Linked DNA regions of Homo sapiens: region 1 is linked to region 2. The links are chromatin loops, found by intact Hi-C in ENCODE. Cell type or tissue: GM12878. All regions are shown on one strand. Links, peaks and the distances in the headings refer to the core of each region. The heading gives the core; the rest is flanking DNA. Region 1 overlaps PLEKHA5 (pleckstrin homology domain containing A5). Region 2 overlaps AEBP2 (AE binding protein 2).

Evidence for each region. Peaks named below come from ENCODE experiments on the same cell type or tissue, not always from the same donor. Only the 100,000 strongest peaks of a DNase experiment are listed, where the experiment ranks them.
Region 1: a loop joins it to region 2, with 2.0 times the contacts of the local background. A loop is called at or near these places in 2 of 110 quality-filtered maps.

The regions. Positions count from the first base shown.
Region 1 is chr12:19,374,673-19,390,223 of GRCh38, forward strand. It overlaps PLEKHA5 (pleckstrin homology domain containing A5), which reads left to right. Exons shown (of 32, transcript NM_001256470.2): 32 at 859-1,728. Among named protein-coding and RNA genes, the nearest start is that of AEBP2, 57 kb to the right of the region's middle. RefSeq lists enhancers at 7,389-7,638, 7,669-7,718. In GM12878, for the core only: no CTCF peak of the experiment used is centred there; a DNase peak (open chromatin) is centred at 7,529; H3K27ac peaks cover 1,045 bases.
Region 2 is chr12:19,476,598-19,492,148 of GRCh38, forward strand. All of the region lies in intron 3 of AEBP2 (AE binding protein 2), which reads left to right. Among named protein-coding and RNA genes, the nearest start is that of AEBP2, 45 kb to the left of the region's middle. RefSeq lists a silencer at 6,258-6,552 and an enhancer at 6,266-6,767. In GM12878, for the core only: no CTCF peak of the experiment used is centred there; a DNase peak (open chromatin) is centred at 6,234; H3K27ac peaks cover 1,777 bases.

The DNA of each region.
Region 1 (15,551 bases), core at 4,610-9,609, 100 kb before region 2:
GGCCAGGTGCAGTGGCTCACACCTGGAATCCTAGCACTTTGGGAGGCCGAGGCGGGCGGATTGCCTGAGTTCAGGAGTTTGAGACCAGCCTGGGCAACACGGTGAAACCCCGTCTCTACTAAAATACAAAAAATTAGCTGGATGTGGTGATGTGCACCTGTAGTCCCAGCTACTCAGGAGGCTGAGGCAGGAGAATTGTTGGAACCCAGGAGGCAGAGGTTGCAGTGAACTGAGATCGTGCCACTGCACTCCACCCTGGGCAACAGAGCAAGACTCCGTCTCCAAAATGATGATAATAATAATAATAATGAAGAGAAGGAGGAGGAGGAGGAAGGAAGAAGAATTGCATTACATTATGTTTCCTTGTGGGGCCGGGTATAGTGGCTCATGCCTGTAATCCTAGCACTTTGGGAGGCCAAGGCAGTCAGATCAGTTGAGGCCAGGGGTTCGAGACCAGCCTGGCCAACATGGTGAAACCCCGTCTCTACTAAAAATACAAAAATTAGCCAGGCATGGTGATATGTGCCTGTAATCCCAGCTAGTTGGGAGACTGAGGCAGGAGAATCGCTTGAACCCAGGACGCAGAGGTTGCAGAGAGCCGGGATCATACCACTGCACCCCAGCCTAGGCGATAGTGATACCCTGTCTCAAAAAAAAAAAATTGCATTATGTTTCTTTGCTTTGTGAATTAAGCTATGGAAATGAAGAAAAATATCCTTTGATGTATTGTATTTTAGGATTTTCATGGCCATGCTTGTCAGTTCTGTTGTTACAGAATGTCACCCTTAGTTACTTTGGGAAATGGTAATTAATTAACGTTGCAGGTGTCAAAGTAATTTCCTCTCTCTTATTTTTCAGCTATACTGACTTCTGTTGAAACCATTCAAAGCTAAAGACATGGACCTTCAGCAGTGTAAGAAGATATTGTACAGTATATTTTAAATCTATGAAATTCATAGTTCTGATGCTTTTGGTCACAGAGCATCATTTTATCACTTCTGGAAAATGTTTATTCCAAAACAGCTTTAATGGCCCATATGTACACTTCGTAATCTCAAGGTTATTATTCTGACACCAGCTTGCTGCTATGATTTCAGAGCACATAAGTAAAGGTGCTTTTTAATGTGCAGTCTATTTCCAGAGCTTACTTAGTTGCTGATTTCCAGATTTCGATGTTTCTTAAGTCTAGGTGAATTTATATATATATTTTTTTGCTTTTCATTTTCTAAAGTTAGTTATTATTTCCATTGAAGCTTGTTTTCTTTTTTTTCTTCCCATTTTAGCTACTGCAGTGCTTTTGTTTCACACTTGATTTGTAAAAATTTTATATATATGTATTTAAAATGTGCCATTTTATTGCTAAGTGAAGTATGTCCTGTTTTCTGCTATAATTCTTTCTCGGTCAGATTGCAATGTCAGCAGTTACTGCCACACTCCTGTCAGCTTAAACACAAATGTTACTGCTTATCTTTTCTTAAAAAAAAAAAAAACAAAGTGTAGGTATTTTGAAGTACTGGGCTTATATTTCATTGGAATACATGTGTACAGCAATAAGCAGGTTTCCAAATCCGGTACTTAGTTTGTGTACAAATGTAATTATGTTCATTGTGTATATATTATACAATGAGCACATGTAATGTATTAAAGGCTACTTACTATTGTTTAAATGCAAATGTTCATATCTCATTTCTTTTTTTATCATGTTAAATAAATGTTGATGTTCTTAAATCAGTGTTAGAATTTTTGTTCTTTCCATCCAAAATTGAAAGTCTTAAGACTCAAGAGACCTCTAGAAGAAAAGGTACTCTGTTAATTTTATAATCCTAGACAACATCTTAAAAGATCCTTGTCGGTCCAACCCTCCCATGTCAAAGTTGAGGACCTTGAGGCTCAAAGAGATCAATTGAGTTGGCCACAATTTAATGACAGAATTTTGACCAGACTATAGTTTTTTCTGACTTTTTCTCTAAGTACATTACATTAGCTCATTACCACTAGAGGAGTTTAGTTTTGTGAAGTCTTTTACCACGTTTCTATTTGCTTCCATGTTTCAGAAAGTAACTTCAAGCATCAGTAGTCCTGCTCTGTTTAGGGATTGGACTTTGAGAGAGGTGTGTAAGGCAGCTGTTTGTCTGACATGGGTAGCTAGAAACCGTTTCATCGTAAGTAGGACCCTCAGAGATCATTTTCTCTTACAATACATTCTTTGCAGATGTTCACGCTCTTCAGAATCAATTACATTTTCTTCCCTCTGTAACCTTTTGTTCATGCTATATATTGTTCCCAGAAAACACGGAAATTTGATGCTTTTGGATTCCTGCATAAAATGGCTGAAACTAAATTGGCACTAGTCAGTCTTTTTTTCCTCCCCATCCTATGTTAAAGAGGATTTTGATTTAATTCAAAATGCAAATGTATAAAAATTCTTCTGCAAACACAATGAAATGAAAATAGATACAATGTATATTGGGAGGTGAAAGAAAACAGAAGTTAAAATGGACACCTCTCTGTGTCCATGTACATATGTGTAATATGTTTACACATACTACCTTTCTCTAAAGGTGTCACACAAAAGTCTTCTCAAAAGAAATAGTCACCAAATTATTATTTCCCTTTAGTCATGATACAATGATTGTTTCAGATCCTTTGTCAGTGTGTTGGGGAACAATTGCTATTATTCGGGTTTTGTTTGGGGTTTTTTTATTTTTATTTATTTATTTATTTATTTTTTTTTTGAGATGGAGTCTTGCTCTGTCACGCAGTCTGCAGTATAGTGGTGTGATCTCGGCTCACTGCAACCTCTGCCTCCTGGGTTCAAGCGATTCTCCTGCCTCAGCCTCCTGAGTAGCTGGGATTACAGGCTCATTTTGGGGGGTTTTGGGGGGATTTTTTGAGATGGAGTCTCGCTCTGTTGCCAGGCTGGAGTGCAGAGGCCTGATCAAGGCTCACTGCAACCTCCGCCTCTTGGGTTCAAGGGATTCTCCTGCCTCAGCCTCCCGAGTAGCTGGGATTACAGGAGCCCGCCACCACGCCCAGCTGATTTTTGTATTTCTTTGTTTTGTTTTTTTGAGATGGAGTCTTGCTCTGTCGCCCAGGCTGGAGTGCAGTGGCACGATCTCCGCTCACTGCAAGCTCCACCTCCCAGGTTCACGCCATTCTCCTGCCTCAGCCTCCTGAGTAGCTTGGACTACAGGCGCCCGCCACCATGCCCGGCTAATTTTTTGTATTCTTTAGTAGAGACGGGGTTTCACCATGTTAGCCAGGATGGTCTCAATCTCCTGACCTCATGATCCACCCACCTTGGCCTCCCAAAGTGCTGGGATTACAGGTGTGAGCCACCGCACCCAGCTGATTTTTGTATTTTTAGTAGAGATGGGGTTTCACCGTGTTGACTAGGATGGTCTCGATCTCTTGACCTCATGATCCGCCCACCACAGCCTCTCAAAGTGCTGCGATTACACCGAGCCTGGCCTAATTTTTGTATTTTTAAATAGAAACGGGGTTTCACCATGTTAGCCAGGCTGGTCTCAAATTCCTGACCTTGTGATCCACCCACCTTGGCTTCCCAAAGTGCTAGGATTACAGGCATGAGCTACCGTGCCCAGCCTTGTTTGGGTTTTTGTGGGAAGGGAGTATATGTGTGTGTGTGTCTCTTTGGTTTTATTAAGCACAACATTTTTTAACTATTCCAAGAAGGAAAAATGTTACTTACTGGGATCCCTAGAAGCCTAGGAAATATGGAGAAAGCAGCATGAACTAGTTGTGATTCTTGTCAACATTTCAGAAAGCCAGATGAAAATCATTTATTCACAAACAGTAAGTCCATCAGGCATGGTGGCTCATGCCTGTAATCCCAGCATTCTGGGAGTCTGAGGCAGGTGGATCACCTGAAGTCGGGAATTCGAGACCAGCCTGGCCAACATGGTGAAATCCTCTCTCTACTAAAAATACAAAAAGTAGCCAGGCATGGTGGCGCGTGCCTGTAATCCCAGCTACTTGGGAGGCTGAGGCAGGAGAATCGCTTGAACCCGAGGTTGTGGTGAGACAAGATCGCATCACTGCACTCTAGCTTGGGCGACATAACGAAACTCTGTCTCAAAAAAAACACAAAAACAGTAAGTCAGCACAGATGCTTATTACATGCCATAACAAAAAGGAATACTAGTTCTTCAAAATTTTTAATTAGATCAGTACCTTCCATCTTACCCAGAGTTTGCCTTATCTAACTCCCCCTTACTGGAGTGGTGCACACACAGTCCTGGAAGTGTGGAGACTAATGGTAAGGAAGGCAGACAGGTTGGCATGGCCTTTACTTCAGGTGGGGAAATCAGCATGAGGGAGCTGCTTCCCAGAGGCTTAGAAGCTTGCTCTGAAGTTCTTAGTGCTCACTCTCCTGGTGAGTTGATGGCTGTCTTAGTGCTCAGTGTCCTGTTGGGTTGATGGCTTTACAAGTCCCTCATACCTACCTACCCCCAGTTTATAGAAAGATGACAGTCATACTGCTATGGTGATCAAAAATGAAACATAACATTTTTTTGCTGGCATACCCTCAAAATTGTTTTTAAAAACTCAGCTGGGTACAGTGTCTCACATCTGTAATCCCAGCACTTTGGGAGGCTGGGATGGGAGGATCACTTGAGGCCAGGAGTTCAAGACCAGCCTGGCTGACATAGTGAGAACCCATCTCTACAAAAATAAAATAAAAAAATTAGCTGGGTACAGTGGTGCATGCCTGTAGTCCTAGCTACTCAGGAGACCAAAGCAGGAGGATCACTTGAGCCTGGGAGATGAAGGCTGCAGTGAGGTGTGATTGCACTGCTGTACTCCAGCCTGGGTGACAGAGCAAGACCCTCTCTAAAAAAACCAAAAAACAAAAACCAACTCTGTACCTCCTTGTACATTTTCAAGTTGACATCTACAACTTTTCATAAATTCAAATAGAAGAAAAGGGCCAAGTGCGGTGGCTCACGCCTGTAATCCTAGCACTTTGAGAGGCCAAGGTGGGCGGATCACTTGAGGTCAGGAGTTCGAGACCAGCCTGGCCAACATGATGAAACCTCGTCTGTACTAAAACTGCAAAATTTAGGCAGGCATGGTTGGGGGTGCCTGTAATCCTAGCTACTCAGGAGGCTGCAGCAGGAGAATTGCTTGAACCCGGGAGGCGGAGGTTGCAGTGAACCAGGATCATATCACTGCACTCCAGCCTGGGCAATACAGCAAAACTCAGCCTCAAAAAAAAAAAAAAAACAGAAGAAAAGGATGCAAGTTCTGACATACTGTCAGTACTGCCTGTTTTTTTGTTTTTTTTCTGAGATGAAGTTTTGCTCTGTCCCCCAGGCTGGAGTGCAATGGCAAAATCCCAGCTTACTGCAACCTCTGCCTCCAGGGTTCAAGCGACTCCCCTGTCTCAGCCTCCTGAGTAGCTGGTATTACAGGTGCCTGCCCACCGTGCCCAGCTAATTTTTGTATTTTCAGTAGAGATGGGGTTTCATCGTGTCGGCCAGGCTGTTCTCGAACTCCTGACCTCAAGTGATCCGCTTGCCTCGGCCTCCCAAAGTGCTGAAATTACAGGCATCAGCCACCGTGCCTGGCCCAATACTGACTTTTTAAATAAATTGTTACATCAGTCTTTATTTTATTTTATTTTATTTTGAGACAGAGTTTCACTGTTGTTGCCCAGGCTGGAGTGCAATGGTGCAGTCTCAACTCACTGCAACCTCTGCCTCCTGGGTTTAAGTGATTCTCCCGCCTCAGCCTCCTGAGTAGCTGAGAGTACAGGCACCCGCCACCACTCCTGGCTAATTTTTTTGTATTGTTAGTAGAAATGGGCTTTCACTGTGTTGTCCAGGCTGGTCTTGAACTCCTGACCTCAGGTGATCTGCCCACCTCAGCCTCCCAAAGTGCTGGGATTACAGGCATGAGCCACCATACCCAGCCCTATACCTTTTTTAATAGGGGTTTTACATCATTCCTTTTTCTTCTTGAACTTTTATTTTTACTTTATTTCTCTTATACTTTGTCGCAATAAATTATGATATGTTAAATTTAATGACTTTAGTTATTTCTAATTCCATCCATCCATTTCTGTGAAATCTTGTTCCTTGGACATTACAGTCATTCACTTCTCACCACCCTGGAGGATTTTACACCCTGAGGTAAGTATGTTTCAGAGAAGTAAGTTTTTCATGTGTAAAGAAGAACTCATGTGAGGCCGGACCCCATTCACTTCTCACCACCCTGGAGGATTTTACACCCTGAGGTAAGTATGATTCAGAGAAGGAAGGTTTTCATGTGTAAAGAAGAGCTCATGTGGGGCCGGACCAGGTGGCTCATGCTGGTAATCCCAGCACTTTAGGAGGCTGAGGCAGGTGGATCACCTGATGTCAGGAGTTCGAGACCAGCCTGACTAACATGGTAAAACCCCACCTCTACTGAAAATACAAAATTAGCCGGGCGTGGTGGCACATGCCTGTAATCCCAGCTACTCGGGAGGCTGAGGCAGGAGAATCACTTGAACCTGGGAGGTGGAGGTTGCGGTGAGCCGAGATAATGCCATTGCACTTCAGCTCCGTCTCAAAAAAAAAAAAAAAAAAAAACTCATCACAGGACCTCTGGAGCCTTGGGGCAGGAAATCAGAGAGAAGGTAACTAGAGACTGAGTTCAAGAAAATTATGAAAATTCTTCTCGCTCACAAACCCTTGAGATGTTTCTGTGTACTGATTTGAAGAAAGCTGTCCCAGACTATTTGGCCTCTAAAATATTTGTAAGTTTATTGATTTGTGCATACTTCTCACTTTACCCACAACAAGGTTTTGTTTTGTTTTGTTTTTTGAGACGGTTTTGTTCTGTCACCCAGTCTGGAGTGCAGTGGCACCATATTGGCTCACTGCAACCTTTGACTCCCAGGCCCAAGCGATCCTCTTACCTCAGCCTTCCGAGTAGCCGGGACTACAGGCACACGTCACCACAGCTAATTTTCGTACTTCTTGTAGAGATGGGTTTCACCATGTTGCCCAGGCAGGTCTCAAACTCCTGAGCTCAAGCAGCTTCTCACCTCAGCCTCCCAAAGTGCTGGGATTACAGGCATGAGCCACTGTGCCTGGCCCAAAACAGTTTTATATAGATTTAGCATATGGCAGAGAGACTCACTTTTGAGCAACTGTATGAATGTGTAAGGAATAAACTGATTCACTTAATGCAGGAACAAATGATTTTTTTGTTATGCTAAAGTAATTTGGGAGGAGTTTTCCCAGAACTGTTTCTGAAAAATGGATCAAATGCTTCATGGATAGGTTGAAAATAAATGTTTAAAGTGTATGATTGGTATTTTAAAAGCAGAAATTTTAAATGTTTTATTTAGTTTTAAAATTATTTACAGTGAAAAGTCAACCGAAAACAAAGTAAAAGGCTGGGTGAAAGGCATGGAGAAAATATGGCAGGACTAGTTTATGTAATTCAAGCCTGAGACAACACATTTAAGAACAGGAGATAGAACCCCCAGCTATGTCCCGGCGCTCAGTGACTCACCAGCTTACTGGAAAGTCCCTCGAGTCCTCTATTAACTAGATTCAGAAAAGCCTACCCAATCTCTTTGAGTGAAAGCTCACTCATTCCAGCCCTTCCCTAGAAGGAGCTTCACCTTCATTCTTCTGGTGTAGGAAACAGTATAGGCGATTATTCTAGCTTGGCAGGAGGGACCCTCCACCAACTCTGTTGCCAGGAAGCCTGAGTTCCTCCAGAACACCCTGTTGCTGCTATGGGGCCTCATTGTATATTGGGGAGGAGCACAGAGGCTGGTGCTAGGCTACCTGAGTTGGAACTGAGCTCTGCCACTTTTACTGTGTGTTCTCAGGCCAAGGTATTCATCCTTCCTAAACCTAAGTTTTTCCACGAAATTGGTCCGTGTCTTAGTTTGTTTTCTGTTGCTTATAACAGAACACCTAAAATGGTATCTTATAAAGAAAAGGAATATATTTTTTACAGTTCTGGAGACTGAGAAGTCCAAGGTCAAGAGGCCGTGTCTGGCGAGGGCTTTGTTGCTGGTGGGTATGCTACAGAGTCCCAGGGAGGCTCAGGGCATCACACACAATGAGAGGCAGAGCGTGTCACCATGCTGACAAGCTAGCTCAGGCCTGTCTTCCACGTACAAAGCTGACAGTTCTCCAGTGATAACCCATTCATTCATCAACCCACGAATAAATGAATCCCTGGCCTCGAGATGCAGTCATCTCTCTCAAAGGCCCCTGCCACATTGAGAATTAAATTTCGACATGAGTTTTGGAGTGGACTGATACTCAAACCATAACAGCCTACTAAGAGTTATTACACTATATGGTTGTAAAGACTAAATATGTTAACACATCAGGTGTAGAATAGTGCCTAGCAGCATATAAATACTTGCTACCATTAGCTGTTATTCACTAAGGCTAACCTCATCTAACTGTAACTGTTTCTAAGTTTACCAGAGCACTGTTGTTAATCATCTTAGTTAATCAGCATTTAATTTTTATTCATTTATTTATTTATTTATTTAGAGACGGAGTCTTGCTCTGTCACCCAGGCTGGACTGCAGTGGCACAATCTCAGCTCACTGCAAGCTCCACCTCCCGGGTTCACGCCATTCTCCTGCCTCAGCCTCCCAAGTAGCTGGGACTATAGGCGCCCGCCACCACGCCCGGCTAATTTTTTTGTATTTTTAGTAGTGACGGGGTTTCACCATGTTAGCCAGGATGGTCTCGGATCTCCTGACCTCGTGATCCACCTGCCTTGGCCTCCCAAAGTGCTGGGATTACAGGCAGGAGCCACCGCGCCCAGCTGTTAATCAGCATTTTAAAACTGAGTCACATGCCAGGAGCCGTGGCTCACGCCTGTAATCGCAGCACTTTGGGAGGCTGAGGCGGGCAGATCACCTGAGGTCAGGAGTTCGAGACCAGCCTGACCAACATGGCAAAACCCCATTTCTACTAAAAATACAAAATTAGTTGGGCATGGTGGTGGGCACCTGTATTCCCAGCTACTTGGGAGTCTGAGGCAGGAGAATTGCTTGAACCCGGGAGGCGGAGGTTGTGGTGAGCCGAGATCGCGCCATTGCACTCCAGCCTGGGCAACAAGAGCAAAACTCCGTCTCAAAAGACAAACAAAACTGGTCACAATTTAGAATGCATCAGACTCACCAGAAGGGCCTTTTAAAACTTTGCTATTGCTGGGCCTCGTCCCTAAAATAACTTATTCAGTCAGTCTGGAGGGAGATCCAAGAATTTGCTTTCTAATAAATTCCCAGGTAATACTAATGCTGATAGTCCAACATCACTTTGAGGTCTAGTCACTTTGAGAACTGGCATATAGTAAGCCTCTGTGTTTATTGGATTTTTGTTTTATTTGTGGGGATAAATTCAGGAGTGTTTATTTACAAAGGTATGCACAGAGTATAGAAGGACTGAAGATTGATAATCCAAGAGCTGTTTTCACTCCTAGGCCCAAAGGGAAGAGGGGAGGAGTAACTGGAATCCATAGGAAACAATCATTTGAGAGAAGCCCTTACGCTCCTTTCAAGAGACACAGCCAGCCTCGGTGTGAGCAATCTCTACAAGGATCGAGCCAAGAGAATAAATACTTTGATGGCATGCTTCCTTGACACAATTTCTTTTTTTTTTTTTTTTTTTTTTGAGACAGAGTCTCGCTCTGTCACCCAGGCTGGAGTGCACTGGCGCAGTCTCAGCTCACTGCAACCTCCACCTCCCAGGTTCACGCCATTCTCCTGCCTCAGCCTCCCAAGCAGCTGGGACTACAGGCACCCGCCACCATGCCTGGCTAATTTTTTGTATTTTTAGTAGAGAGGGGGTTTCACCGTGTTAGCCAGGATGGTCTCGATCTCCTGACCTCATGATCCACCCGCCTCGGCCTCCCAAAGTGCTGGCATTTGTGCCGGCCCCTTGTCACAATTTCTTAATGGGGCTCCCACTGGCTGAACCCAACAGGATTCAAAGGTCACAGGAGTTCTGCTGGGTGTTGCCAGGAACTCCTGGGGATCTCCAAGACCTTTTCAGGAAATCCCATGAAGTCACAACTGTTTTCATAGTAATGGTAAGATGTTATTTGCCTTTTTTACTCATTCTCTCAATAGTGAACAGTGGAGTTTCCAAAAGGCTGCATGGCCTGTGATATCTCAGCAGATTGAATGCAGAAGCAGACATGAATATCTGTCTTCTATTAACCCAGATATTAAAGAAAGTTATAGCCGGGTGTGGTGGCTCACACCTGTAATCCCAGCTCTCAGGGAGGCTAAGAGGCGGGAGGATAGCTTGAGCCCAGGAGTTCGAGACCTGCCTGGGCAATATAGCGAGACCCCGTTCTCCAGAAAAAGGAAAAAAAAAAAAAGTTATAAAAGTGAAAAACAGTGTCTGTCTTCTCAGTTTTGTTTTGGAACATAGAGGTTTTTATTTATTAAAAACTATGTTATTTGTATTAAGTTATAGCAGGTTTATTGTTATTTTAGATGAATGAGTAAATATTTTAAACATTTCTCAGTTTTCACTTCCACTGCAGTGAATACACATAGATGTAACCTACACAAACAAGCTATCTAGGATCCTCAATAGTTGTTAAGCATGTGAGAATCCTGAGACCCCAAAAGTTTGGGAACCACCCATATAGTCCATACAGCTTGGCCTCCTGTGACAGGGCACTGCTGAAAAATGTGAGATCTGGAGGTGCAAATAGAAGATATCAGCTCATCCCAGCCTGGGCAACATACAGAGACTCTGTCTCTACAACATAAATAATTAAAAAAACAACCTAGCCAAGTAAGTGCCTGTGGTCCCACTTACTTGGGAGGCTGAGGTAGGAGGATTGCTTGGGCCTGGGAGGTCAATGCTGCAGTGAGCCATAATTGCATCACTGCACTCCAGCCTGGGTGACAAAGTGAGACCCTGTCTCAAAAAACAAAGACAAAAACAAAAATATTAGCCCATCTTCCCAAGTAAGATGCCAATCGCTGTTGCCGCTTCCAAATCAGCGGTAGTCTGCGTGTGTGTGTGTGTGTGTGTGTGTGTGTGTGTGTGTGACGGAGTTTTGCTCTTGTCGCCCAGGCTGAAGCGCAACGGCATGATCTCGGCTCACTGCAACCTCTGCCTCCCGGTTTCAAGCAATTGTCCTACCTCAGCCTCCCGAGTAGCTAGGATTACAGGAGCCCCACACCATGCCCGGCTTATTTTTGTATTTTTAGTAGAGGTGGGGTTTCACCACGTTGGCCAGGCTGGTCTCAAATTTCTGACCTCAGGTGATCTGCCCGCCTCGGCCTCCCAAAGTGCTGGAATTACAGGCGTGAGTCACCACGCCCGGCGGTAGTCTGCTTCTTTTTTTTTTTGAGACGGAGTCTCGCTCTGTCGCCCAGGCTGGAGTACAGTGGCGGGATCTCCGCTCACTGCAAGCTCCGCCTCCCGGGTTCACACCATTCTCCTGCCTCAGCCTCCCGAGTAGCTGGGACTGCAGGCGCCCGCCACCACGCCCGGCTAATTTTTTGTATTTTTAGTAGAGACGGCGTTTCAGCACGTTAGCCAGGATGGTCTCGATCTCCTGACCTTGTGATCCGCCCGCCTCGGCCTCCCAAAGTGCTGGGATTACAGGCGTGAGCCACCGCGCCCGGCCGGTAATCTGCTTCTTGAAGTGAAAGCCCCAGTGTCTAAGAATGCTAGCCTGAGCCTGTAGGTTCCCCTTGGGCCCTGCAGGCTGAGAATCACTCACGGAAAATGATTTGGAAAGGCAGAGACCATACATGCAAAGGTCTAGACAGCCAGAGTCTCCCTAGACTCTCTGTTCTCTTTTTTCTGTGTCAGCTTCAGCACATACTTTTGGCCCTGCCTCTGTCCCCAGGTGTAACGGACTTAGAATCTAGCCCTTATAACCAGTCAAAACTTATTTTTATTAGCCCTGGGTGATTACAAAAACATGCGTTAAAAATGGATCGGCCGGGCGCAGTGGCTCACGCCTGTGATCCCAGCACTTTGGGAGGCCGAGGCGGGCGGATCACGAGGTCAGGAGATCGAGACCATCCTGGCTAACACGGTGAAACCCCGTCTCTACTAAAAATACAAAAAATTAGCTGGGAGTGGTGGCGGGCACCTGTAGTCCCAGCTACTCGGGAGGCTGAGGCAGGGGAATGGCGTCAACCCAGGAGGCGGAGCTTGCAGTGAGCGGAGATCGTGCCACTGCACTCCAGCCTGGGCGACAGAGCGAGACTCCGTCTCAAAAAAAATCGATGAAGACTTGACTTGTTATTCCATGTCAAAATGGAGTGGCGCCCACGAAAAAAATCCATGTTATCTATCCAAATTATCATATTACTTGAAATGTGTGATTTATGTGGAGGCATTTGTGTTGCTTATAAGAAATTACTGTTCTTTGCCTTATTAGGCTATCTGGGTCTACCCAACATAAGAAAATGAAAGATTCGTCACACTGTATTTGAAGTAGCAACCAAAGCTGTCCAAAAACTTGTTCAGCATATATGCCTTAAGTAGCAGATGCTGAAGGGACCCCAGTTTTTTTTTCTCATCTAGATTTTTGCCAAGTGTTTTGGGGGTTGTGCAGCATCTAAAAGCAGGCCAAAGAGCAGGCCTGAGACAGAGTTAATGCCTGTAATACCCTCTGGAAAATAGCAGGGACATAATGGAGTTGCTAACATTTCAAACCGGTTGGCTTCTAGCCATATCCCCGAAAACTGTCCACAAGCAAAGATGAGGGAAGCAGCTGCTTCTAGTCAAATTCCCTAACTTGAAGCTTACAAAAGAAGAAATACAAGCATTGGATAAACATATGAACAGATGCTCAGTATCTGTGGTAATCAAAGATATGCAAATTAAAATGATGAGTTATCCTTTTTTACCCATCAGATTGGAAAAGACTAAGAAGAGTGATAATGCACAGAGTTAGCAGGATGTAGGGAAAGCGATGTACTCACATGGGAATGGTGGGAGTGTAATTGATAAAACCTTTCCAAAGCCTTACAAATGTATCCTCTTTGACCCAGCAATTCTACTTCTGGGAATATATCTCCAAGAAATCACCTGGTGAGTACCCAGAGGCATTTCGCAGTTTGTTTTAGATGTGGTTTAAATACAGGGTCTACTTATCTCTGGCCTGGCAGGTGCGGTGGCTCACACCTGTAGTAATCCCAGCACTTTGGGAGGCCAAGGCGGGCAGATCACCTGAGGTCAGGAGTTCAAGACCAGCCTAGGCAATATGGCGAAACCCCGTCTCTATCAAAAAATACAAAAATTAGCCAGGCTTGGTGGCACACGCCTGTAGTCCCAGCTACTCGGGAGGTTGCAGTGAGTCAAGATTGCACCACTGCACTCCAGCCTGGGTGACAGAGCGAGACTCTGCCTCAAAAAAAAAAATAAAATAAAATAAAATAAAATAAGTAAGTAAATAAATAAATACAGGGCCTACTTATCTCATGCCATAAGAAGTCCAACGTGGGGAGGGAGTGCAGGGCTTGCTGGAGACTCCAGGGTGCTATGAAGAAGCCAAGCCCCTCTCTCCCTGTTCTATCAGCAGTGATTGCTCCAACTCAGGCATTGCCACCTGTGCAGAACGGGAAGCCAAAGAGGCATTCTCAGCTGTCTCCTTTTGTGTCTCTGTGCTGTTGTGAAATATATATTAGGTCTTCATCTGGTTTCCTGCTCCTAAAATTCTTGGAATCTCCATAGTGATGAGTGTTTTTTGAGACAGGATCTTGCTCCATCACCCAGGCTGGAGTGCAGTAGAGCAATCACAGCTGACTACAGCCTTGACTTCCTGACTTCCTGGGTCCAAGCAATCCTCCAACCTCAGCCTCCTGAGTAGCTGGGACCATAGGTGAATGCTGCCTCACCTGGTTAGGTTCTTGTTTCTTTTGGTGTTTTGTTGTTGTTGTTGTTTATTTTTTTTACTTCTTTCTCTTTTCTCTTCTTTTTTTTTCTTCTTTTCTTCTTCTTCTTCTTCTTCTTCTTCTTCTTCTTCTTCTTCTTCTTCTTCTTCTTCTTTCTTCTCCTCCTCCTCCTCCTTCTTCTTTGTGTGGTTTTATTTTGTTTGTTTGTTTTATAGGGACGAGGTCTTGTGATGTTACCCAGGTTGGTGTCAAACTCCTGGGCTCAAGCAATCTTCCCGCCTCAGCCTCCCACAGTGCTGGATTACAGGCGTGAGCAACCACTTTTAGCCAAAGAGTGTATTTTGTCTGCTAATGAGAAGACTCGTAGCTGAGGCTCCTAGATAGGCTCTGGTTGGGGATTCGTTGTCAGGGGAACTAACTAGATGACTAAAGGGTTGGACCTCTCAGCCCCACCCCTAGACCTATGGGGAAGGGAGAAAACCTGAAGGTTAAGTTGATCAGCAATGGTCAATGATTGAATCAATCTTACCTGTGCCATGAAGCCTCCATAAAAGACACGGTTCTGATGAGCTTCCAGATGATTGAATGTATGGAGGTTCCTGGAGAGTGTGGAAGCTCCACACCCCTTACCCCATACCTCACCCTATGCATCTCTTCATCTGTATCCTTTATTATAAACCATCAGCGTAAGTGTTTCCCTGAGTTCTGTGAGCCCTCCTAGCAAATTAATCAAGCCCAAGAGAGGGTCTGGTTTGTAGCCAGTCAGAAAGTCTGGGGAGGCACGGACTTGTGATTGGCATCTGAAGTGGAGGCAGTTTTAGTGGGGCTGATCCTTCCACCTGTGGGAACGGACACTATCTCCAGGTATGTAGTGTCAGAATTGAATTAGAGGACACCTAGCCGGTATGCGCTGGAGAATCTGCTGGAGGTTTGCTTGGTGGGCTGATGGGGAGAAATCCACACACATTTTGGTGAGCAGGTGTGCTATGTCAAATTGAGTGGTCTCAACACAGTCTCATATTCTCACTGGCCAGAACCAAATGACATGGCCACCCTAGCCATCGGGGTGTCTGGGAAAACAAGTGTTTCTCTTCCCAAACTTTAGAATAGAGAAAGGCAAGGAGAAAAGAGTTGAAATGGGTGTTGAGTGAGCCAAGCTGCAAAAAATATCCCACAAACTAACATCCACCTCACAAACTAAATGTCACCTGCAGCGAACTGGTTAAATAAATCAGAGACTATCCAGTGCATGTTGTTCCTTATTGTATGGTGTGGTTAATCTATGAAAAGCTGTTCACTGTATATGTAGTAAACAGGGCAGTTTATAAAACAATATGTCCTGCAGGATCCCATTTTGTTAAAGAGACATGTATACTATTCATTCACAGAAAAGCCTGGATATACACGATAATGTTCATTCTGGATCTTCTTTAAACACTTCCACATTCTATGATTTATTTTTGGCAAGAAATCACGTCTTTGTTTTAGAATAAGGAGCAGAAAGTAAATTTCCATTTTTAGTTTCCCATTGGGCCAGAAACTGGAGATAAACTAGTCAGTTAAAATCAACCTGATGATGCCTTCTGCCCCCCACGTGACCTCTAAATGTTAGCTGTAAAACTTTGTGAGTTGAGTCAAAGCCAAGTTTAAAGGGAAAACCATAAATAAGCCATTTTGGAAA
Region 2 (15,551 bases), core at 3,465-8,464:
TCCCAAAATGCTGGGATTACAGGCGTGAGTCACCAATATTTGGCTTTATTTCTGGGATCTCTATTACATTGGTCTATGTGTCTGTTTTATTCCAGGACCATGCTGTTTTGGTAAGCATAGCCTTGCAGTATAAAAAGTCAGATAATGTGATACCTCCAGATTTGCTCTTTTTGCTTAGTCTTGCTTTGGCTATCTGGGCTCTCTTTCGGTTCCATATGAATTTTAGGATAGTGTGTTTCTAGTTCTGTGAAGATTGATGATGGTACTTTGATGGGAATTGCGTTGAATCTGTAGATTGCTTTTGGCAGTATTGTCATATTCACAATATTAATTCTACCCATCCATGAGCATGGGATGTGTTTTCATTTGTTGGTGTTGTCGATGATTTCTTTCAGCAGTGTTTTGTAGTTTTCCTTGTAGAGGTCTTTCACCTCCTTGGTTAGGTATATTCCTAAGTATTTTATTTTTTTGTAGCTTTTGTAATAGGGGTTAAGTTCTTTAGTTGTTTCTCAACTTCGTCATTGTTGGTGTAGAGCAGTGTTATTAATTTACGTTGATTTTTGTATCCTGAAAGTTTACTGAATTTATCAGATTACAAGCTTTTTGGATGAGTCTTTAGGGTTTCCTAGGTATATGATCATATCGTCAGCAAACAGCGACAGTTTTATTTCCTCTTACCTATTCGGATGTCCTTTATTTCTTTTCTCTGATTGCTCTGGCTAGGACTTCTAGTACTTATGTTGAATGGAAGTGGTGAGGGTGGACCATCCTTGTCTTCTTCCAGTTGTCACGGGGAATGCTTTCAACTTTTCCCCGTTCAGTAGAATATGGGCTGTGGGTTTGTTTATTACGTTAAGGTATGTTACTTCTGTGCCAGTTTTGTTGAGGGTTTTAATCATAAAGGGATGCTGGATTTTTTTGTTATATGCTTTTTCTGCATCTATTGAGATCACATGATTTTCAGTTCTTTTTATGTGATACATCACATTTACTGACTTGTGTATGTTAAACCATCTCTGCATCCATGGTATGAAACCCACTTGATCATGGTGGATTATCTTTTTGATAGGCTGTTGGATTCGGTTAGCTAGTATTTTGTTGAGGATGTTTGCATCTGTTATCAGGGATATTGGTCTGTAGATTTATTTTTTTGTTATGTCCTTTCCTGATTTTGGTATTAGGGTGATACTGGCTTCATAGAATGACTTAGGGAGGATTCCCTCTTTCTCTGTCTTTTGGAATAGTTACATTAAGATTGGCACCAGTTTTTCTTTGAATGTCTGATAGAGTTCAGCTGTGAATCCAACTGGTCCCAGAAGGGTCGTGTATTTCCCAGAGTTTATCCTCTCCTCTACATTTTCTACTTCGTGCATGTAAAGGTGTTCATAGTAGCCTTGAATGATCTTTTGTATTTCTGTGGTATTGGTTGTAATATCTTTTGTTTTGTTTCTAATTGGGCTTATTTAGATATCGTTCTTCTTTTCTTGGTTAGTTTCACTAATGGTCTGTCACTTTTGTCTTTTCAAAGAACCAGCTTGTTCATTTACCTTTTGTATTGTTGTTGTTCTTTTGGTTTCATTTAGCACCACTCTGGTCTTTGTTATTTCTTTTCTTCTACTGGGTTTGGGTTTTGTTTGTTCTTTCTTGTTTCTCTAGTTCCTTGAGGTATGACCTTAGATTGCCTATTTGTGACCTTTCAGACTTTTCTTTTTTTTTGAGACAGAGTCTCACTCTGTCGCCCAGGCTGGAGTGCAGTGGCATGATCTCAGCTCACTGCAACCTCTGCTTCCTGGGTTCAAGTGAGTCTCCTGTCTCAGCCTCCCAAGTAAGCTGAGATTACAGGTGTGGGCCACCACACCCAGCTAAGTTTTGTATTTTTACAGGGTTTCACCATGTTGCCCAGGCTGGTCTCAAACTCCTGACCTCAGGTGATCCACCTGCCTAGGCCTCCTAAAGTGCTGGAATTATAGACGTCAACCACCTTGCCTGGCATTTGATGTAGGCATTTAATGCTATGAACTTTTCCTCTTAGCACCGCTTTTGCTGTTGCCCACTGGTTTTGATAAGTTGTGACACTATTATTGTTCAAATAATTTTTTAATTTCCACCTTGATTTCATTGTTGACTCAAGGATCATTCAGGAGCAGATTATTTAATTTCCATGTGTTTGTGTAGTTTTGAGGGTTCCTTTTGGAGTTAATTTCCAGTTTCATTCCACTGTGGTCTGATAGGATACTTGATATAATTTAGATTTTTTAAAAAATTTATAGAGACTTGTTTTGTGACCTATCATATGGTCTATCTTGGTCTATCCATGTCCTGATGAAAATAATGTATATCCTGGCCAGGCATGGTAGGTCTCGCACTTTGGGAGGCCGAAGCAGGTGGATTGCTTTAGCTCAGGAGTTTGAGACCAGCCTGGGCAACATGGCAAAACCTTGTCTCAACAAAAAATAAAAGAATTAGTTGAACATGGTGGTGCACACTTGTAGTCCTAGCTATGCGGGAGGCTGAAGTGGGAGGATTGCCTGAGCCTGGGAGGCAGAGATTGCCATGAGCCAAGATTGTGCCACTGCACTTTAACCAGGGTGACGGGCCTCAAAAAAAAGTATATTCTGCAGTTTTTGGTAGAATGTTCTGTAAATACTTGTTAAGTTAATTTGTTACAGGGTGTAGTTTAAATCCATTATTTCTTTGTTGACTTTCGGTCTTGATGACCTGTCTAATGCTGTCAGTGGAGTATTGAAGTCCCCCACTATTATTTGGAAAACTTACTTGAGGGGAATAACTGAGGAAAACTTCCCTGGCCTTGCTAGAGATGTAGATATCCAAATACAAGAAGCTCAAAGAACAGCTGAGAAATTCATCACAAAAAGATCATCACCTAGGCACACAGTCATCAGGTTATCTGAAGTCAGGATACAATTATTATTACATAATTATGTTGCTAGGATTATTATTATTTTACTGTGTTTATTGTGTTGCTGTCTATCCTATTTCTTAGGTTTAGTAATTATTTTATAAATTTGGGAGCTCCAGTTGGGTGCATATATATTTAGGATTGTTATTTTCCTGTTGGACTAATTCTTTTATTATTATTTAATGTCACCTCTTTGTGGGTTTTTTTTTTTTTTTTTTTTTTTTTTTTTTTACTATTGTTGCTTTAAAGTCTGTTATATTTGATATAATAATAGCTATGCCTGCTTGCTTTTGGTTTCTATTTGCATGGAGTATCTTTTTCCACCCCTTTACCTTAAGTTTATTTGAGTCCTTATGTGTTAGGTGAGTCTCTTGAAGACAGCAGATACTTGGTTGGTGGAATTTTATCCATTTTCCCATTCCATACCTTTTAAATGTAGCATTTAGGCCATTTACATTCGGTGTTAGTATTGAGATATGAAGTACTGTTGTATTCATCATGCTTGTTGTTGCCTTAATAGCTGTTTTTTTTTCTTCATTGTGTTATTGTTTTATAGGTCCTATGAGATTTATGCTTTAAGGAGATTCTTTTTGTCTTGTTTTTGTCATGGAGTCTCACTCTGTTGCCCAGGCTGGAGTGCAGTGGCACAATCTTGGCTCACTGCAACCTCAGCCTCTTGGGTTCAAGCAATTCTGCCTGCCTCACCCTCCCAAGTAGCTGGGATTATAGGTGCCCACCACCACGCCTGGCTAATTTTTGTATTTTTTACTAGAGACAGGGTTTCTCCATGTTGGCCAGGCTGGTCTTGAATTCCTGACCTCAGGTGATCTGCCCACCTCGGCCTCCCAGAGTGCTGGGATTACAGGCATGGGCCACTGCGCCCTGCCAAGGAGGTTCTATTTTGGTGTGTTTCGAGGTTTTATTTCAAGATTTAGAACTTCTTTTAGCATTTCTTGTAGTGCTGGCTTGGTAGTGACAAATTCTCTTAGCCTTTGTCTGAAAAAGACTTGATCTCTCCTTCATTTATGAAGCTTAGTTTTGCTGGATACAATATTCTTGGCTGATAATTATTGTTTCAGGCAGCAGAAGGTGGTACCCCAGTCTCTTCTGGCTTGTAAGGTTTCTGCTGAGAAGTCTGCTGTTAATCTGATAGGTTTTTCTTTATAGGTTATCTGATGCTTTTGTCCCACAACTCGTAATATTCTTTCCTGCATCTTGACTTTAGATAACCTGATGACTGTGTGCCTAGGTGATAATATTTTTGGGAGGAATTTCTCAGTTGTTCTTTGAGCTTCTTGTATTTGGGTGTCTACCTCTTTAGCAAGGCCAGGGAAGTTTTCCTCAGTTATTCACCTCGAGTAAGTTTTCCAAACTTGTAGATTTCTCTTCTTTCTCAGAAACACCAGTTATTCTTAGGTTTGGTTGTTTGATGTAATCCCACATTTCGTGGAGACTTTGTTAATTTTTTTTTAAGTGTCTTTTCTTTGTCTTTGTCTGATTGGGTTATTTCGAAAGCCTTGTCTTTGAGCTCTGAAATTCTTTCTTCTACTGTTATTGAAACTTTGCAGTGCATCCTTTTTTTTTTTTTTTTTTTTTTTTTTGAGACCGAGTCTCACTCTGTTGCCCAGGCTGGAGTGTAGTGATGCTATCTCCACTCACTTCAACCTCCGCCTTCCAGGTTCAAGTGATTCTCTTGCCTCATCCTCCCGAGTAACTGGGATTACAGGTGCCCACCACCACACCCAGCTAAGTTTTGTATTTTTTTAGTAGAGGCAGGGTTTCATCATGTTGGCCAGGCTCGTCTTGAACTGCTGACCTCAGGTGATCCACCCGCCTCTGCCTCCCAGAGTGCTGGGATTACAGGCATGAGCCACTGTGCCTGGCCTTCAGTGCGTTTTCTGTTTCTCTTAAGTGTGCCTTTTATTTCTAGAAGTTGTGATTGTTGTTTCTTTTCTTTTCTTTTTTTTTTTGTGAGGCAGAGTCTTGTTCTGTCACCCAGGCTGGAGCGCAGTGGTACAGTCTTGGTTTATTGCAACCTCCCACCTTCACCTCCTGGGTTCAAGTGATTCTCATGCCTCATCCTCCCGAGTAGCTGGGATTACAGGCACTTGCCAACATGCCTGGCTAAATTTTGTATTTTTAGTAGAGACGGGGTTTCACCGTGGTGGCAAGGCTGGCCTTGAACTCCTGAACTCATTTGATCTGCCTGCCTCAGCCTCCCACAGTGCTGGGATTACAGGCATGAGCCACGGTGCCCAGCCTCCAGTGCATTTTCTGTTTCTCTAAGTGTGACTTTTATTTCTAGAAGTTGTGATTGCTGTTTCTTTATGATATTTTTTCTCTGGAGAATTTTTCATCCGTATCCTGTATTGTTGTCTTTAATTTGGTTTTCACCTTTCTCTGATATCTCCTTGAGTATCTTAATAATCAACCTTCTGAATTCTTTATCTGGAAATTCAGAAATTTATTCTTGGTTTGGATACATTACTGGGGTTATAGAACCCTGTTTTGTCATATTACCAGAATTACTTTTCTGGTTCCTTCTCATTTGTTTAGACTATTTCGGTGGAAAAGACTGGATCTCAGGGCCTGCTGTCTCCCACTTCCTCTAGGGATGGGGCTTCCTGAGAGCTGGACTGCAGTGATTGTTATTGCTCTTCTGAGTGTAGCCATCCAGCAGCAGGGCTACTAGGCTCTGGGATGGTGCTGGGGAATGCCTACAAGGAGTCCTGTGATGTGATTCATCTTCAGGTCTCCGAGCTGTGGATACCAGCACCTGCTCTGCTGGAGGTGGCAGGGGAGTGAAGTGGACTCTTTGGTGGTGTTCGGTTGTAGATATGTTGAGTGTACTTGCTTTCTTGAATACTGGTTATGCTAGCAATGAACTTGTAATGTGGACACACTCAGGACCTCTGGTTGGCCAGGATGTCGCAGGCAGTGGAATTAGCTGTTGTTTTCCGCTTCCTGGGATCTGGGTTATTCTGTCATGAGTTGCTCTAATGGCCTGAATTGGTTGGCCTCCAACCAGGAGGTGACACTTTGAAGAGTGCACCAGTTGCAGTAGTAGTTAAGTAGGGAGATTGCTTGCCCTAAGTTGGCCTGGGCAAGTATTTTGGCTTCTGGCGAGATGGGTGGGGCTATGTTTCCTGTTCTGCTAAAGGGGCAGGTAGAGAAATACCATCAGGTGGGAGCAGGGTTAGGCGGAACTGGGCTCAGACTCACTTTCATTAGGCGGGGCTTGCCACAGCCACTGTGGGAGATAGGGCGTTGGTTTTCAGGCCAGTGGGGTTATGTTCCATAGGGGATTTTGGCTGCCTCTGCTGTGTCATATAGTTCACCAGGGAAGTGGGGGGTTGTGAGAGTCCTGGTTGCGAGAGACCTCATTCAGCTCCCATGCAGTGGGTGAAGCCACTCTCACTCCCTTGGTGTACTGCTCAGACCTTGCCCCAGGCTTCCCTGCTGAGAAAGCAAGGCCTTCAGACCTCGCCCCTCCCCGTCTGCCTACTCTGTCAGCAGCTCTGCGCTGGTATCTGCAGCAGTTCCTGTTCCCTCGCCACCTCCCTTTTCTGCTCAAGAAAATCCATGTCCAGCTGAAATTGTTACTATCTCATTTAGAAGCTTCTTTTGCCCTGTTACCCTTCCCTAATTCTACTGGCTGTCTTCTGCTAGTACCCTTGTGAGATATAGTCGGGGATGGCTTCCCTGGGCTCTAGCTAGAGGCTGGGAATGCTTACAAGGCATTTCCCACTGCTGCTTCTACTTTTATATTTTGCACGTTCCCTTAAATCTGTTTCAGCCCTAGGTAAGGTTAAATCCGTCTCGTCTCCCATGATCTGGATTTTCAGATTCCCCAGTGGGGTTGTGTGTGTGGAGGCAGGTTTTCTCTCTCTTACACTTTGGGAACTCACAGTTTTTTACCTGTCTCACGGAATTTGCAGCAGTGTACCGCTTCTTTGAAAGGATCTGTGAATTTTTTCGGTTTGCCTGGTATATTCCTGGGGTGGTTCTTGAAGCAAAAGTTCACGGTGCGAGTCTCCACATGGTGTTCTCTCTGCCAAAGTGGGAGCTGCATGTTAGCCCTTTCTCCTATCTCCATCTTCCTCCTCCCGATTGTACCTTGCTTTTTGAATATACTTTATGCTGGGATCTTTTCATATCAGTTCATAGTGAATAGTCTCATTTTTTCAGCTTCATCGCTTTCCATTGTGTAATATTAGCGGTTTAACCAAACTTTGTAGATACACTTGGGTTGCTTCTTGTCTTATTGTTACAAATAGTGCTATAGTGATGAATCCTGAATATGTATCATTTTGTACATGTATAATTATGTATGTAGGAAAAATCCCCTAAAATGATGTGAGTGGGTGGATCAAAGGTTAATGTAAACATTGCTAATTTTGATAACTTGCCAAATTGTCGTTCCCTAGAGCTAGTGCCGTCATCAGTAATGTTAGAGTGTCTGCCTAATGTTGGAGTGTCTCCAAGGCTTTGCTGAGAGAGGATTGTCAAACTTTTGGATTTTTGCTAATCTCATAGGTGAGACATTACATCTTTTTGTTTGTTTGTTTGTTTTTTGTTGGGATACAGAGTTTGGCTCTGTCGCCCAGGCTAGATGGAGTGCAGTGGCATGATGTGGGCTCACTGCAACATCCACCTCCTCAGTTCAATTGATTCTCATGCTTCAGCCTCTGGAGTAGCTGGGATTACAGGCAGGCACCACAACGCCCAGCCAATTTTTTTTTTTTTTTTTTTTTTTTTGGTATTTTTAGTAGAGATGGGGTTTCACTACATTGGCCAGGCTGGTCTTGGACTTCTGGTGATCCGCCTCCCCTTGGTCTCAGAGAAGTTACATCTTAATAGTTTATTTTTTTGAGACGGAGTCTTGCTGTGCTCTGTTGCCAGGCTGGAGTGCAGTGGTGTGATCTCGGTTCACTGCAACCTCCGCTTCCCATGTTCAAGTGATTCTCCTGCCTCAGCCTCCCGAGTAGCTGGGACTACAGGTACCCACCACCACGCCCAGCTAATTTTTGTATTTTTAGTAGAAACGGGGTTTCACCATGTTGGCCAGGATGGTCTCGATCTCTTGACCTCGTGATCCGCCCGCCTTGGCCTCACAAAGTGCTGGGATTACAGGTGTGAGCCACCGCGCCTGGCCCATCTTAATAGTTTTAATTAGTATTTCTTTCATTATGGGTTAGGTTGAACATCTTTTCATATGTCTAACCGTTCAGATTTTTTTTCTTAATTTTTTTTTTAAGTAAGTGGTCTCTGAAGAAAAAAATGAAGGAGGTAGTAAATGAATAAATGAATGAATAAGTAAATCAATGGTCTAATTAATTTTCTGGGGCACAGGTCCTATTACTTTAACACCCCAGTGTTTCCTGTAGTCATACTGCAGATCTTGGCCGTGACATTTGCTGGAAATGTGACTGCGAACTGCTTTTTTAACTTCCTGTCTAATGTGTAGTTGGTAGTACTAATTACATCATGAAGTTCTTGTTCAGTGTGTGCACACTAAATATAAGAGATTATTTATTAAAGTAAAAGAATCATTTAAATCATTTACATCTTCATTGTATTTCCATGTGTGTATGTGTGTGTAAGTATATTTTAAGGCAGCCTTTCTGCTGGTTGATGATGATGTATATGCAGGTTAATTTCAAAGCCTATACAAATGTTTTGTGTTTTTTGTTTTTTCCAAATCCTCTTCTAGAAACTGTAGACGTTTCCTATTGGAGAGGGGAAAGAAATTGTCTTTGAAAGAAAAAAAGTTAAGGTATATGATTTAGTGAGGTATTGTTCCATACATGAATCATAGGAATTATTTAAATCAACAAAACATTGATGTCTGAAGTACCTGGCACTATGCTGGGCAATATGGAAACGAGGTAATGAGAAAAACAGAGTAGGCCGGGTGTCCTGGCTCATGCTGTAATCCCAGCACTTTGGGAGGCTGACACAAGCAGATTGCTTAAGCCCAGGAGTTTGAGACCAGCCTGGGCAACATGACGAAACCCTGTCTGTACAAAAAAAATACAAAAATTAGCCGGGCGTGTTGGCATGTACCTGTAGACCCACCTACTCAGGAAGGTGAGGTGGAAGGATCACTTGAGTCTGGGTGTTTGGGGCTGCAGTGAGCTGAGACTGCACTCCAGCCTGGGTGACAGAGAGAGAGAGAGAGACCCTGTCTCAAAAAAAAAAAAAAAAGAAAAGCAGGCCTCTATACTCAGGGAACTTGTAGTCTCTGGGTTTATACAGATCTAAAGAAACTTAAATAATGAAATGTAAGTTCTTCAATAGTGACCTATGAGATTCTCTGGGTTAGGGATCAATTAAATTATAACAGGGGCTGGGAAAGGATAGTAGAAGATGAGTGGCAGGTGACTATAGAGAGAGGAAGTGATAAGGTGATGTTTGAGGTGAGCCTCTGCTTTTTTTTTTTTTTTTTTTTCATTTTGTTTGAAGGTCTGATATAATGTATAGTTGTGTCTAATGCACACTTGTTTAACAGTTTAATGATTTGTTTCTTATGTTCGTATGCACATTTGTAACTACCATCCTGATAGAGAATATTTCAGTAAGACAAGATTTCTAATGTCCTTTTCTGGTCTATCTCTTCTCCTGCCCTCCACCCATCTGCCCAGACTATATTCTAATTTCTTTCATACTTACTTTATGAACTCTTGTATGAACTCTTAGTTGTGTGAACTCTTGTATCTGGCTTTTTGTTCACTCAACAAAATATCAGCGAGATTTGTACGAATTGTATCAAGCAGTCATTTAAAAACATTGCTCTGTAGTATTCCACTGTACAGATAAATCCATTCACTTCCTTTTGGGCATTTGGATTGTTTCCAATCATTGGCTGCTATTTTTTTTTGTTTTGTTTTTTGAGACGGGGTCTCACTCTGTCACCAATGTTGGAGTACAGTGGCCTGATCTCTACGCACTGCAGCCTCAATCTCCCTGGCTCAGGTGTTACTCATACTACAGTCTCCCAAGTAGCTGGGATTCAGGCCTGTGCTACCACGTCCAGCTAATTTTTTGTAGAGAGAGGGTTTTGCCACGTTGCCCAGGCTGGTTTCGAACTCGCAGGCCCAAGCGATCCTCCCCCTGTGACCTCCCAAAATGCTGGCATTACGGGCATGAGGCACCATGCTCGACCATCTTTGGCTACTATTAACCAAGTTGCCCCATGGACATTCCTTTACATGTCCTCTAATTACACACACATATTCATTCCTCTTAACTATATGATATCTTAATACTACCAGTCCTTTCTTTTCTTTTCTTTTTTTTTTGAGATAAAGTTTCTGTAACCCAGGCTGGAGTGCAGTGGTGCGATCTCAAATGTAACCCCCACCTCCTGGCCTCCAACGATCTACCCGCCTCGGCCTTCCAAGGTGCTGGGATTACAGGCATCTACCGATCCTTTTAATTTTGGCCATTCTAGTGGATGAGTAGTGGTATCTCACTGTCGCTTTAATTTTTGTTTCAGCAATTTGCAATGATGTTGACCACATTTTGTGCTATGGGTATCTGAATATTCTATTTTGGGTGAAGTGCCTATTCAAGTCTTTGCCAATTGTGTTCATTGGGTGGTTTGTCTTTTATTATTGAGTTAATAGAAATTCTTCAGAAATTTTGAATATGTCTTGTGTTAGATATATGTATTATAAATAACCTTCTCCTAGTCTTCGGTTATCCTTCTCCCTGTTTCTAATGGAGTCTATTGTGTTATGGTGAAAAGGGGGATCATTTCAGGTATTTTTTTTTAAGTACATAATTTATATACATAAAATTCAACATTTTTAAGGTTACTGTAGTTCAGTGATTATTTAGTATATTCACAGTTTTGTAAAATTATTACCACTGTCTGGTTACAGAAAGTACGTATGCTTTTGAAAGAGAAAAAAGGGGCCAGGTGCAGTGGTTCACACCTGTAATCCCAGCACTTTGGGAGGCCAAGGCGGGTGGATCATTTGAGGTCAGGAGTTCGAGACCAGTCTGACCAACATGGTGAAACCCTGTCTTTTCTAAAAATACAAAAATTAGCCAAGTGTGGTGGCATGCACCTGTAATCTCAGGTACTTGGGAGGCTGAGGCAGGAGAATCCCTTGAAGCTGGGAGGCAGAGGTTGCAGTGAACCGAGGTCACGCCACTGCACTCGTCTGGGTGAGAGAGCGAGACCCCACCTTAAAAAACATAAAGAAAAAAAAAGAGTGAAAAAAGGGAGCATTTAAAAAAGTGAACTGTTTAGGGAAGAGCATGTAGTTTCATATATGTAAGCGATTATTGTAGCAATTTGAAAATATTTAAAAACAAATATTTCTGATTAGTGAGCTTTGATTATCTAGAAGTTAAATATTAATGCAATTGGTGAAAAAAGTTGAGATCTCATGTTTGTTTTGTGGTGCGCAAGATGAAGTAAGGGTCAGAAAGAATTATAGCAAAGACTCGATTGATGCATTGCAGAGCCTTGCACATTGCATATGTATATTATTATATTACATATTTTGACTAAATTAATTCTTACAATAATTCTTTGAGTTAATTACTGTTGTTGCCCTCATTTTTTACATAAGGAACTGAGGCAAGAACAGATTAAATTTTTTTTTTTTTTTGAGGCGTAGTTTTGTTCTGTTGCCCAGGCTAGAGTGCAGTGGTATAGTCTCAGCTCACTGCAACCTCTGGCTCCTGGGCTCAGGTGGTCCTCCCACCTCAGCCTCCAAAGTAGCTGGGACCACAGGCACATGCCTGGCTAATTTTTGTATTTTTTTTTTTTTTTTTTGTAGAGACAGGGTTTTGCCATGTTGGCTAGGCTGGTCTCGAGCTCCTGGGCTTAATCGATCCGCTCACCTCGGCCTCCCAAAGTGTTGGAATTACAGGCGTGAGTCATCGCTCCTATCCATATTAAATATTGTTTGTGGTCATGGTCAGTGGCAGATTCTGAATTTCAGAGGCAGAAAGAATCCGGGGTTGTTAATTATGTTACTCTGGTGTATTTGTCGAAACCAAGAAATCAACATTTCTTTTTGGAATTTTTCTTCCTTTAGATCGCCTCCTCATTATTTGTAAGACTGGTGCTTTCTGATTTGTGTTCTGATAGCCCCTTGTTGATCTTCAGAAGGACTTCTGGGAATATGAATAAGATGATCTTAGCACTTACAAAGACAGTCTTAGTATTGCTTCGTCCAAATAAATTTGTTCGGAAAAAGAAAAAACCAGTTCAGTAATTCTGTGTTTCAAATTTTAGAAAAGCTACTTGGCCACCAGCATATTTTTTTTTTGTTATTTGAGATGGACTCTTGCTCTGTCACCCAGAGCAATGGTGCGATCTTGGCTCACCACAACCTCCGCCTCCCAGGTTCAAGCTATTCTCCTGCTTCATCCTCCAAGTAGCTGGGATTACAGGCATCTGCTACCACGCCCGGCTAATTTTAGTATTTTTAGTAGAGGCGTGGTTTCACCAAGTTGGCCAGGCTGGTCTCAAACTCCTGACCTCAGGTGATCCACCTGCCTCGGCCTGCCAGAGTGCTGGGATTACAGGCGTGAGCCACCATGCCTGGCCAACATACATTAATATATAGGGTATTTCAGTGGGAGACCACATTTAAAACAGTCAATGTTTGTATTAGTCCGTTTTTCACACTGCTATAAAGATACTACCTGAGACTTAGTAATTTATAAACAAAAGAGGTTTAATTGACTCACAGTTCTGCATGGCTGGGGAAACCTCAGGAAAACTACAGTCATGGTGGAAGGTGAAGGGGAAGCAGTATCTCTTCTTCACAAGGTGGTGGCAGAGAGAGTGCAGGGGAACCTGCCATTTTTAAAAACCATCAGATCTTGTGAGAACTCCCACACTATGACAAGAACAGCATCGGGGAAACCGCCCCCGCCATGATCCAGTCACTTGGGAGGTTTCTCACCCAGTACATGGGGATTATAATTCAAGATGAGATTTGGATGGGGACACAGAGCCAAACCATATCAGTGTTCAACAACCAGCTTTCCCCTCATCATTGAAATCGGTTTCTTTTTCATCAGAACACCATGTGTAGTGGCTTGAGTTCAGTGATGATATATTTATGAGTGAAAATATAAAACATATTTGAAAACTAAAACCATACTCAGCAACATGAAATGCTCATGTAAAGAGGATGGTACTAGACTATTTGAAGCAACAGCAGATTTGTCTCTGCCTCATATTCTGTGTAGGATGTTGATTAGTTGATGCCTAAAATTATTTTTTCCTTTAGCAGAGAAGAGTTTGTATTTAAGTGAAATATGTGTGATTCTATTATATTTTTCTTTAATGTAAGCACTCTTTAGTTCTAAATTTTACTTCTGTTTTTTTTTAATGATTTTTGATTGATAAATGACCAAAATCAAAGATAAAACAATTTTCTGTTAGAATTCTCATTACTGGTTTCATTTCTAGAGACTGAATCATTGATAATTAAAATAAACTTTTTTTTTTTTTTTTTTTTTTTTTGCATGGGGGAGGTTAGAGATGGAGTCTCCCTTTTTTGCCCAGGCTAGTCTCAAACTCCTGGGCTCAAGTGATTTTCCCACCTTGGCCTCCCAGAATGTTGGAATTGTGCGTGCACTTGGACTAAAATAAACTCTTGATGGTAACATTACTCTCTGAGTTCTAGATGCTACTAGGGCCTATTCTTTGCTGTCTGGAAGGATGCTGGGACAAAATGACTCTTAAGACTTACAACATTTCTCAATTCAGACTAGCCAAGTTTCAAATGCTTAGAAGTTACCTATATCTAATAGATGTACGTATTGAATGGTACAAAACTAACCCATTAGGGTAATTAAACACTCTCAATTCAAGTATCAAGCAATTTTGAGTATCAGGTTTTTTATCGTGACTGAGTGTCACTCTGTTGCCCAGGCTGGAGTGCAGTGGCATGATCTTGGCTCACTGCTCTGCATCCCAGGCTGAAGTGATTCTTGTGCCTCAGCTTCCTGAGTGGCTGGGTTACAGGCTTGTGCCACCATGCCCGGCTAATTTTTTTTTCTTTTTGAGACAGAGTCTCACTTCTGCCCAGGCTGGAGTGCAGTGGCATGATCTCAGCTCACTGCAACCTCCCTGGCTAATTTTTGTATTTTTATTAGAGACAGGGTTTCACTGTGTTGGCCAGGCTGGTCTCAAACTCCTGGCTTCAAGTGATCCACCCACCTCAACCTCCCAAAGTATTGGGATTACAGGCATGAGCCACTGTGCTCGGCTCAGGTTTTAAATTAAAAGTTAAATTGGCCATTATGGAAATGCAGTTGAAAACCACAAGATACCACTTCACACTCACTAGGATGATTTTAATAAAAAAATGGAAATAGTGTTGGCGAGAATGTGGAGCTAGCTGGTGATTATACAACATTGTGAATACACTAAATTCCACTGAATTGTACACTTTCAAATGGTTAATTTTGTGATGTGAATTTCACTTTAATGAATAATATTAATTTAAATGAAATAAAGTTAAAAATTCATTTACTCAGTTACAATAACCATATTTAAAGTGTTGAGTAGCAATATTTGGCTAGTGGTTCGTAGGTTTGCAGTGACCTTGGCAGTGGACCAGGTAGTTCTGTGGCAACGTGGTACTCTACAGAAGAGATGGCAGCTTTAAAAAGCGTTATTATTTCTTGGTACTCAAAATATGTGTGGTAAAATTTTAAATTTTAAATATAGAAATCATTAAATGCTGACTTCTCATGGTCAGAGTCTGTAGGTGAAAATTCTTGATGCAGCCTATTTGAGGACCATGCCATTCTTAGGGTTGTTGTATGAATTAAATACTAATTTCAGAGCAATGAATATGGCTAATTGCCTCTATTCAGGGTTTCCCATAGCCCTGTGCTTTAGTTAGGCCTTACTGTACTCCTTTGAAGTTATACTGCTTTATATGTATGTTTTGCGGAACATATAGAAGCTCTTTTAGTGTAGTATCTATATCTTATTCATCTTTATCCTTCTAGCATATTATGTAATACTGGACATAGATAAGTATTTGAACTAAAGTCTTGAATCATTTCTACCTCTTTTTTAACTTAGTGTGCACCATAGAGTAAGTAAACATTTTTCATAGAGACGCTGAGGGCCATAAGGAGCCCCCAAAATATATTTTGTATGTCAAAATAGAGTAATTATTAATGGATACCATATAAGAAGAATGTGTGATTTTTTTTTTTATCAGCATCAGTAAACATATAACTGTTCTGCTAATATACTTAGTAATATCTATGATTTGCAAGATGCTTCTGGGAATATAAATATTCATAAATATACATCTCTGTGTTCAAAATGGAAAGTGTGAGTTGACATAGATATGCAGTGAAGTGTGAGGACAGCCTCAAGGGAGAATTAGCTCTTGTCCATTTGTGGCAGATTTAGAGAGACTTTATGAGGAAAGTTATGATTTTTACAAATAAAGGGCTGTGTTGTGATTTTAGCAGCTTACAATTGGTAGAGGTACCTCGATTGAAGGAAAGAGCCTGAGGCATGTGATTTTTTTAAATGCTATTATCTAGATGAACTTTTACAAGATGAACCGCCTGGGGATAACAAGATGAATATATTTGGTTTTTAACATGACACATTTATATGCTTAGA